Linked DNA regions of Homo sapiens: all the other regions are linked to region 2. Evidence: chromatin loops called from intact Hi-C (ENCODE). Cell type or tissue: Calu3. All regions are shown on one strand. Region 1 overlaps LRBA (LPS responsive beige-like anchor protein). Region 2 overlaps LRBA (LPS responsive beige-like anchor protein). Region 3 overlaps LRBA (LPS responsive beige-like anchor protein). Region 4 overlaps LRBA (LPS responsive beige-like anchor protein).

What was found. A loop is a pair of places that touch in the nucleus more often than their neighbours do. Peaks named below come from ENCODE experiments on the same cell type or tissue, not always from the same donor. Only the 100,000 strongest peaks of a DNase experiment are listed, where the experiment ranks them.
Region 1: a loop joins it to region 2, with 2.5 times the contacts of the local background. A loop is called at or near these places in 12 of 110 quality-filtered maps.
Region 3: a loop joins it to region 2, with 5 times the contacts of the local background. A loop is called at or near these places in 23 of 110 quality-filtered maps.
Region 4: a loop joins it to region 2, with 7 times the contacts of the local background. A loop is called at or near these places in 86 of 110 quality-filtered maps.

The regions. Positions count from the first base shown.
Region 1 is chr4:150,568,015-150,570,514 of GRCh38, reverse strand. All of the region lies in intron 40 of LRBA (LPS responsive beige-like anchor protein), which reads left to right. Among named protein-coding and RNA genes, the nearest start is that of LRBA-AS1, 9.8 kb to the left of the region's middle. In Calu3, no CTCF peak of the experiment used is centred here; a DNase peak (open chromatin) is centred at 1,014.
Region 2 is chr4:150,296,788-150,299,287 of GRCh38, reverse strand. The region is part of intron 53 of LRBA (LPS responsive beige-like anchor protein); the gene reads left to right. Among named protein-coding and RNA genes, the nearest start is that of DCLK2, 220 kb to the right of the region's middle. In Calu3, no CTCF peak of the experiment used is centred here; a DNase peak (open chromatin) is centred at 1,227.
Region 3 is chr4:150,591,422-150,593,921 of GRCh38, reverse strand. The region is part of intron 38 of LRBA (LPS responsive beige-like anchor protein); the gene reads left to right. Among named protein-coding and RNA genes, the nearest start is that of MAB21L2, 11 kb to the right of the region's middle. In Calu3, no CTCF peak of the experiment used is centred here; no DNase peak of the experiment used is centred here.
Region 4 is chr4:150,866,144-150,868,643 of GRCh38, reverse strand. LRBA (LPS responsive beige-like anchor protein) reads left to right here. Exons shown (of 57, transcript NM_001364905.1): 21 at 339-462; 22 at 781-973. Among named protein-coding and RNA genes, the nearest start is that of LRBA, 150 kb to the left of the region's middle. In Calu3, no CTCF peak of the experiment used is centred here; a DNase peak (open chromatin) is centred at 1,403.

The DNA of each region.
Region 1 (2,500 bases), 270 kb before region 2:
TGTAAGACCTTTCAGAAGGGCATTTGCAATGCTTGTCATATTTTTTCATATACATCTTATTGGCCTGACATGTCTCGAGAACCATGAGAACACAGATGTCATTGCATTCAGACAACACTAATTACTCTGGGATTTTTGCAGCCTCAGTGCCTGCATGTAACTGTCGATTATGATTGTTCATGCAGCCTACAGTGGGGACACTTTACACACGAAAATAGTGAGATGCAAAAATAGTGAGACAGGCCTTTTAGCCCCCTATTGTTCTCCAAAAGAACTTGGAAGGAAAAAAAAATTCCCGACACATCAATTTCATTCAGTATTTTATATTTGAACTAAGTTTTGGCAACATTTTCTTTTCTGAAGTAAGTGTATTATGCTTTAGTGTTCAGTGAAATCTATTATCCATCTGTTCTTTAACCTTCTTGAACCATCTTTTACATTACTTTGTCTTCAGGCTTCATGGGAAATTTCTTTATGTAGCTTATAGTTTGAGAGAAACACTAATTGTGGTATGAGTCTTTTGAAAGTGACAGTGCAAAACAATAAATATGTATGATGTTTTCTTCTGGTGTGCGATTTAATGTTTAATGAGAAGCTGCAGCAAATATGGTTAGTCTCAATTTAGATAAGTGCAATCATCTTATGCTTTTTAACACAGGTCAGTTCTTTTCTTTGTTTAATTTTCTCTGTGGTATTCTGGATTTCAGTTTATGATTCATGGTATTTAGGTGGTAGAAATTTCAGAGGTCAAATGGTGGTCAGATCTGGGCCCTCACTATTAAATGTGAAGACCAAATACATGTTTTGATAAAAAGCATAATCTCTGTTAATTACCGACTGGAAAATAAAAAGCTCCAATAATGTAACTTCATATGCTGATGAAGCAGAATTGAGGCAGCTTGATCAAAGATGTACGATGAGATAAAACTGCAGTCTCTGCTGTACAGTTATAGTAGTTATGACTAATGAACCGTCCAGTCTGGATGAAATGGCAAGCCCACAGGGACTGTGTCCAATCAGTTGTGACTTACGCAAGCTGAACAAATCATTGATGGGACTCCAGATTCAGAAGTATACTCTTTATTATTAACACAGCTTTTGTTTGGACAATGTAAAGCAATAGAAAGTTATTTACATTTTTAAAATCTAGAATATAATTTTCCTTGTTTCATATATTTATTTAAAGTTAAACACACATTGTGACCTCTGCTTTACCTCTTGTTCCTTAAACACACTTAGGTCACTAATCTAACACAATTCTGCGACTACCTGTTTGTCCTTCTATTGTGTTACATCTGAAGGCTCTTTAGAGCCATTTTCTTTTGTCACGGTATTTTTTTCTCCAAGCAGATGTTGGAAAGATGCATCTACAATGATAATAGCACATATGAAACATTTACTGTGTGGCAAACAATGTTTTAAGTGTTTTACCTGTATTAACTCTTACATTTTTACAGCAAGCCCTTGAGGTAGGTATTGTCACCATTTTGCTGATGAAGAAACTGAGGCATGGGAAGGTTGGGTCTCTTGCTCAAGGTTACATGCTTTTATAAATCTTGGATTGCCTGGTAAAAGTTAGTTATAGTTTTATAGTCTTCTGAACCAAATCTACTTATAAGTTATCCCTTTTTTCAACCAGGGTTAATTTTTCATTGTTGTTTTCTGGCATCTGACAAAATTGTAAGGCATTTTAAAACCGAATGCTCATGTGCAGTTCCAGAATACTAGTTTAAGTGAGTAGAGCTTTGAGGATGGAGTTTTAGAATGCTTTTGATATGAATATATATCTAAAATGTAATAAATGTGTTAATTTGATATAATCTTGAAACTCTAAAATCTTTAAGTTGTAATAAGAAAACAGTCTACCTACTTAAAAGAAAATGAAGTGCAGGTGCAGTGCTGATAAAATAATCTTGGTTAGTTTTCTTTGGGATTATTTACACTAAAGTTTTTCTCTTCAAACCAGGTATAGTCCTCATCTTAATGTTTCCTTATTACCACCACTTACGTGCTGCCTGCTAGACAGTGGAGATTCAATAAATATTTATAGAAAGAAGGAGGGAATAAAAGAAGGGAAAATTGTCAGTGGTTTAATAATTAAATGATTTCATTAAATACATGCTTTATTCTAGTTCCCTTGGCAGGTTTTTACTTAGAGGAATAGAATAAAACACTGTCATCATGCCATAGTGCTTTAAAATCCTTAAAGTCCTACCTATTCAACTTTGTTTCACATTGGCCCCCAATCTGAAGTCTTTGTCTTTCCAGGCTAGCTTTCTTACATCTATCATTGGATGCCACACAGAGAGCTCTCTCTGATTTATTTTTTTTGTTTGTTTTTTAAATTTAATATTATTGTTTATTTATTTATTGTAGAGACGGGGTCTCACTATGTTGACTAGACTGGTCTTGAAATCCTGGACTCAAGCAGTCCTCCTGCCTCAGCCTTCCAAAGGTCTGGGATTACAGGCGTGAGCCACAGTGCCCGGGCAAGTGCTCT
Region 2 (2,500 bases):
CATTTAATTAGGGATTTAAAAAATGAAATTAACCAAGAATATTTCACTGAGAGATGTTTTGTACATGAAAGCATGGCATCTCTCTCTCCTTGTCCTAGTACTCTGTGTTTTAGGACTGAGCCTTGTCACCAAAGTGCTTTTCCTGAGATAGTTATTTCACCTTCAGAATAATGCTCTCCAGACTGTACATTTTTAAATTTTGGAGAAAATGTTCCCCAGTGCATTCCATTGATAAATAAATACTTTAAACTTTGACATGATCTTATTTAGATAAGCAAGATGAATATATACAAAACAGTTATTATTTATTCACTTTTATATTCATAAACATGGATTTAAAAAATTAAATGTTTATTAGGTATTTTTAGATATCTGAATAATATCTTTTAAAGCCACATTCGATCAGCTTCAGAAGCAAATGGTTGCTAACTGTGAGGGTGTTGCACAGATTTGTGTGTGTAGTATTTCAGTAATACATTTTCCATTCTCGCATTCTGGTTTTGATTTGATTGAAAGGTGGCATTTTTTTTCTTTTCCTCATTGCAATCAGACATGCTAATCTATGTCAGCTTTCTCCTTTATGGGATTGGCGTCTACTGAGAAAAAAACCTAACTTTTCTTCATAACAACAAGATTCTGTTCTTTAAGAATATTTCAGCACCGTTAATTAGAAAGAAGGTTTTATTAACCATAAGGCTAGCACTAACAGACCACAGAGCTGTTTTTTAAAGTACTGTATGCCATAGCTGCCCTGCTTTTTCTCTGTCTAAAACTTCATTTTGTTATACGCTCATCAATCACTTAAGTCATTACCGTAAATCCTACTGTTGTTAATTTTACTAGTATCACCCTAATGAGACATTCCTGCTATAATTAAAAATGAATTCTAACTTTAAGGCATTCTAAATTTTTTTTAATGAATTTAGAATGATCTTGCCATGTGACTATAAATACTACTGATACACATAGACTACTCATCAAGTCTGTAAGAAAAGTAGTATCATAACATGTCCAGGTGTGAATTATTTACTGGCTGCCTCTGTGCACATGTGCTTATGTGTATGCATATTTTTGTACACATATTTAGGAATTATGTCCTTTTTATTGTGAAGCCTAGTATGTTTTACTGAAGCTACTGATAAATTCTTATTCTTTGTCTTGCCAAAATTTAGGTGGATGTAATATAAACAATATTACTCTCTGTAAGTAGGTGTCCTAGAGCACCATCTGCTGGATGCATTTGGGGACTTAATGTTGGGAAACATGAAAATTGGTACTTGGTTAAGACAGGTGTACTTTGTTTTTAATTGCCTGTGATATATTATTTAAGGGTCACAAATGTCAAGGTATGTACATTTGTGTTGAACCATATGAGTTCTTAAAAAGAAATCACTTTACTCCTCCTTTTACCCTACCCTAACCTGGATTTGCAACTGTACGATAAATATTTTGTGTAAGGAAAAAGCAAGCACAATATTTGCCTAATGAAACAAAGCACCACAGTTGGTGATGAAATAAACTTGTTAGCTTCTTGATCACAGCTCTTCAATAAGTTACCGTTGAGGAAGTTATTTGGATGGTATTTTATGTTTAGGTTCCTTATGTTCACTAGATTCTGAATAAGAAAGTAATGCTTGAAACAAGAAACCATTTTATACCTGGATATGACTCTTGATCTGATCCTTTGTCAGGAACAAGAGTTCTTGTGTGTGTCTCATCAAGACCTTCCCTTCTGGGCCTGCATTTGGAATGTACTGTCACACTACAGCTACCCTGTATTTTTATTTTTTCCTTGAAGCATTTATCAAGAAGCGTTTTCAAATGGTATGTTGGCAGTGTTCAAGTTCAGGTGACATTAAAAGTATGTCTATGAAATTCTCCAGAAGGTCCAGGATGTTTAGTGCTCCATGATGCAATGCAGGCCCTCAAGTTCCAGCAAAACAACTCTGTATTTACTGCTTGTAACTAATAGTAGATGTGGTAAAAAGGAATTATATTCATATGGCAAATGAATACAACCTTAATGTGCACCATATGCAGAGTGGTGGGGTGATATGCCAATATATCACATTTATTTACCTTGTTTGGTTGCAGAGAAAAATGACTGTACCATTCAGCCCATAGGTTATAGCCATATAAATATGAGAACAGAAGAATTGATGATTTATACCCTCAGATTGAGTATCTTCATATGTAGACCTTTTTAATAGTGCCATGCCAAAGAAAGTTGTCTTGACACTTTATGCTCATATGGGAAATTTAATTTCAAACAATAGTTGGCATTAGTCTAAGAAAGTAAAAATTCCTTCTAGTCAACTAAACGTAGGATTCTTCTGCTTTTAAAATATTGCAGAACTCTGTGCCGGCGGTGGGGGTGGGCGCGGGGGGGTGGTCCATAACATTATTGGTAGAACTACCAAGGATACACTTAATTAAAGCTTCCTGGAACAACATAGTAGACTGACTTTACTACCTTCCAAAAACGCTCATTTCGTAAGAG
Region 3 (2,500 bases), 290 kb before region 2:
TATTTCTCGTGGTCATTTATAAATGAATGTGAATTTATTTTTTGAGCTATTTTAAACCATTACATATTGCCACTGGGGACTCTCATTTTTTTGTAAATGTTTGCAGATTAAAGAGGTTTCTTCTTTTTTCCTTTCACATAAGCTTGGTGTACTTTAGGACATGTATGGCAATAATCAGAGGAAGTAATGAGCAGGGTGTTTAGTTGTTTCTGATGTGTTTGGCATGTTCATCAATTTTAGATTTGGAAATGAATATTTTTTGTTCTTGATTATTATTCTCATTTAACCTTTTAAAATGCACTATGAAAAACAAGAATTAGTAAACAAATTAATTATATACACATTCATATTTGAACAGTGGTTGTTTTGTTTTCTTTCTGTTTCTTACATCTAAGAGCTAATATGGCATCGTGGTTAAGAGCCCAGCTTCTGGCACCGTGCTGCCTGTTTTTAAATCCTGACTCTAATTGTCAAACGCATGTTAACTTGGTCAATTTATGTAACCTCTTTGAGCCTGCTTTCTTATCTTAAAATTAGAACTAAGCAGAAGGTTTATGAGAATTAAATGAATTAACTATGTAAAGTATTTTTAACACTACTCCCTGACTTATGCAAAATGATATGTAATATTAGCCTTATTATTATTTCTGCTTTGAAGAAGGAATTATAAATCCAAGAAATAAAAAGAATGTGGTATACTTATTCTGTACTAAAATCTAACTGGAAAATAATAATTTATTATAATTTACTTTATAAAAACATTTAGAAGATGGTGCTTCATTTGCATTTCTCAGTGGCCAATATATTTTTAATAATGTTGATAGCAAACTGCAAAAGATCTTGTTTAGCCTCAGGGCAGTGTTTCTGATTTTAGAGTAAGGAACTATAAATACTTGAAATATAAGTGATTTTAGAACATAGTTCTGTTTTTCTAAAAATTATTGGTTAATTGTAAGTATATTTCTTTTTAGCCTTTAAAAAAAAAATAGGCCAGGTGAGATGACTTACGCCTGTAATCCCAGCAACTTTGAGAGGCTGAGGTGGTAGGATTGCTTGAGCCCAGTAGTTAGAGATCAGCCTGGGCAACATGGGAAGACCTCATCTCTACAAAAAGTTAAATTAAAAAATTAGCTGGGCATGGTGGCAAGCACCTGTGGTCCCAGCCACTTGGGAGGCTGAGCTGGGAGGATTGCTTGAGCCTAGAGGCTGCAGTAAGCTGTTATTGTGCCTTTGCACTCCAGCCTGGGTGACAGAGCAGGATCCTGTCTCAAAAAAATTAAATAAAAAATAAATAAAGCCACTTTAATTAGATACACTAAAGTAATCTTTTCAAACATATGTCCAGACCATCATATGTGTGTAGCTTACAATGCAGCCTGTGAGTATGAAAGATTTTATTTACCCATAGAGTGTATTTAAAGGTAAATATAGAAAGCTTCTTCCCATGACTTCTTATTAAATAGAAAACTCCTATGTTTCAGTAGCACTATAAGTATTGTATATAAATGGTATACATGGTGAATTCGCAATAAATATGAGAAAAAAAAAACCTTTTACCTTTAACATCATCCGTAAACGTACTTATCAAACCCTAAGAACCTTTGATCTGCCAAATCAGGTAACACATGTGCAGGTTAACTATGTAGAATAAATTATATAGATATATATATATTAGTCGTGTTACTGCAAATTGACTGCTTTATTCTTTCTGGGGTTTGGGCCTTATGCCTAGGCAGAAGCTGCAGTGGAGCAAAAAAAAAAAAAAAAAAAAAAAAAACCCTAGCCATCCGATTTCCATATCAAAAGCCGCAGCCTGGGTAGATCAGGTGCTTTACCTCTGGGATTTATCTAGCTGGAAGCCAGGAGGGTCAGGTGAAGATTCTTAACTTTCCCTTATATGACACCATTCAAAAAAAGATTAGGAAAAGATACACATATGAAGTTTTACAAATCACAATTTAGAAGTTAGCATCTGCCTTCCTGCTTGTCGTAAGGAGAAAGCTGCTCAAAACAACAGGAGGAGCCCTGGAAGGATGTGGGTTTTGAATCAGAGTTTTGAATTTCAGGGTTTTCCACTTTCATTTGCGTCTTTGCTCTCCTTTCGGATCCCATTGTTGAGTGTAGGTGCTCTGCAGGGCTGCTTCTTCCCTCCCTAGATGTGTTCTCTTTTCCTCCATCTGCCTGCAGTTGCTGCCTTGTCATAGTGCCTGAGTCTGGTACTGCTGCTCTCCACAAGCTGCTCCAGTTCAGGCCGCATGAGGCCCCTTGCCCACATGCCTCTCATCCCAGGCTTTCTGTTATGTTTGCCCCCGGGGTGCCTTAGCCCTTTAGTTTAAACATGCAGAGGAGGTAGTGTTTGAGCTTCCACTTAGTTTCCACACCGCCTTGCTCCTGGATATTTGTATAAAGGACAAAAGGGCGGAGGAGTGAGTGTATGTGTGAACATGTGGACGAGGGTAATGTGAAGGAAGGAAGGAGGGAGGGTGGATAAAGAAGAGAT
Region 4 (2,500 bases), 570 kb before region 2:
AGATCAACTTTACTATTTGGTATATCTCAGAGAGAGTAAGCAGTTTCACTGACATTTAATTCATTTATAATTTAACTTGTTTTATTTTAACCTTTTAAAGTTCAGCTTTATTTTTGCACATTTGAATCATGAAAGAAATTTCCTTTCATATTTATAAATGCTTTCTAATGAATGTATTGTCATTTCTTTCCAGAGGTGATTTTTTTTAATAACAGAAGAGGATGTTTTTGGTAGACATTTGTGTTAGGGAAACTAAAGAAATTGCAATAGATGGATGACCTTCTATCATGAGTTTTTTGTTGAGTTTGGTTTTTACTTATTTATAAACTGTCTTACAGAGATACTAAAAGTAATTGCGACCCTACTTCGAAATTCTCCCCAGTGCCCAGAGAGCATGGAGGTTCGCAGAGCCTTTCTTTCTGACATGATTAAACTTTTTAATAACAGTAGAGAAAACAGGAGGTAAGCTGAATCAGAAAGCATTTATTTGCAGTATTCAAATGTACTTTTGTATAAGCCCATTTTATCTAAGAAAAATTGCTTTAAAAATACTGTGAAATGATTTTTCTATTTTTTTTATTAAGAGTATGTAAATAATGTACCACATAGTTAAGTTAGAATTTTTAGTACCACATTGTCGAATTGTTCTTAATGTATAACTAAATGTGTTTCTTTTTCGGGGGGAAAGGGAGGGGCAGGGTTATTTTGTTTTAAACCTTTAGATTTATTTTAGATAATTTTTTTTTCTTCAGTAATTTAGTACCCTCTCATAATTTTCAGGAGCTTGCTACAATGCTCTGTGTGGCAAGAATGGATGCTTTCTCTCTGCTATTTTAATCCTAAGAATTCAGATGAGCAAAAGATAACAGAAATGGTATACGCCATATTCAGAATCCTGCTTTACCATGCAGTCAAATATGAGTGGGGTGGCTGGCGTGTATGGGTAGACACTTTATCAATCACTCATTCAAAGGTAAGTTTCTTTATGAAAGCGTATTGTAGCATTTTAAATATCTATAATTTTTGAATTTTAGTCATTTAAAAAATTTCGATACTTAAAATCAAGGAAAAAAGGCAAGTTATCTTCTGAAAGTACAGCAAAATGAAAGCTCAAAAAGATTATCAATAGAAATAAAGCATTTGTAATTTCTTTAGAATCAAAATAATTTTTTCTAATGTTGTTTTTACATGTACTTATCTTTATAATGGTAAATCTATTGCCACAGCATAAAGGAATTTATACTAGGGTGCTGAAAAAGTAGTTGCGGCAAAAACTGCAATTATTTTTGCACCAACCTAATATTTTTTTTCGAGGAAGCCCTGTTTACAAACATGGGTCTCAGAATTTTATATGAGTTAAAAGCTTTTGAACACAAGGTGGCGCACTATATTCAAAGATGAACAGTTGTTTTAGCAACGTAAGGTGGATGAGTAAACAGAAAAGCTCTGGGTGATGTCTGCCCTGTGCTAATCTTACAGGTAGCTAAAAACTGGGTTTGGAAGAATGTAGTTTTTTTTTTTTTTTTTTTTTAAATTAAGCCAAAGTAAGTTTAGTTATTTATATATAGCTTAAATTCTTTTTTGAAATACTCTAAGCATACAAAAAGGATCACTGTTTATGAAATTGGGTTACTCCTCTATAATTGCTTTGTCTCCTCTTCTTCGCCTGACCCCCAACACCACTAGCTTTTATTTGGTGTTGTCTTTTGTCTTTTCTATACCTTTACTACGTGTATATAACTCTAAACAATAAAGAGTTTTATTTTTTATGTTTGCACTTAAGGTAAATGTGGCATACTGAATGCATTTTTTTGTTAATTACTGTTTGTGCTTATTACTGTTTGAGATTCATCCACATTGACCCATATAGTTTTGTTCATTTTCTCAATTGTAATGTATTGCATGACATGACTATTTATTTACCAATTAATTAGCATTTTCGTATACATTTTGTGCTTGTTCAAGAATTTTCTGCATATATTCCTAGAAGTAGAATTGCTGACTTATAAGGTGAAAATGTTGAACTTTACAAGATAATGCAAATTCTTTTCCAAAGTATCGTATTCCAATACAATACAGTATTCTAAAGTAGTGTATCAGTTTACATATCACCAGCAGTGTTTAAGTTCTCATTGCTTCACATCACCTAATCACGTGGTATGGCTGGAGTTTAAAAATTTGTCACTTTGATGAATTTAAAATGCTACATCACCATAATCTTGATCTGTGTTTTCTTGTTGTTTTGTGGGAGTTCTTTATGTAGTCTCATTCTTAATCCTTTGCTAGCTATGTTGTTTATGAACATCTTCTGCCAATATGTGGATTATCTAACTATTTTTGGAGTTTTATGTTTGTACCTTCTGAGGAAAATTTACATTTCAAGTAATTAATGCATTAAAATCTATTAGTTTCATTTACGGTGTATGTTTTTTGAATTTTAAGAACTTTTTCATTACTCAGAAGGAATACTGTATAATTATATAGCTATTTATTTAATAAA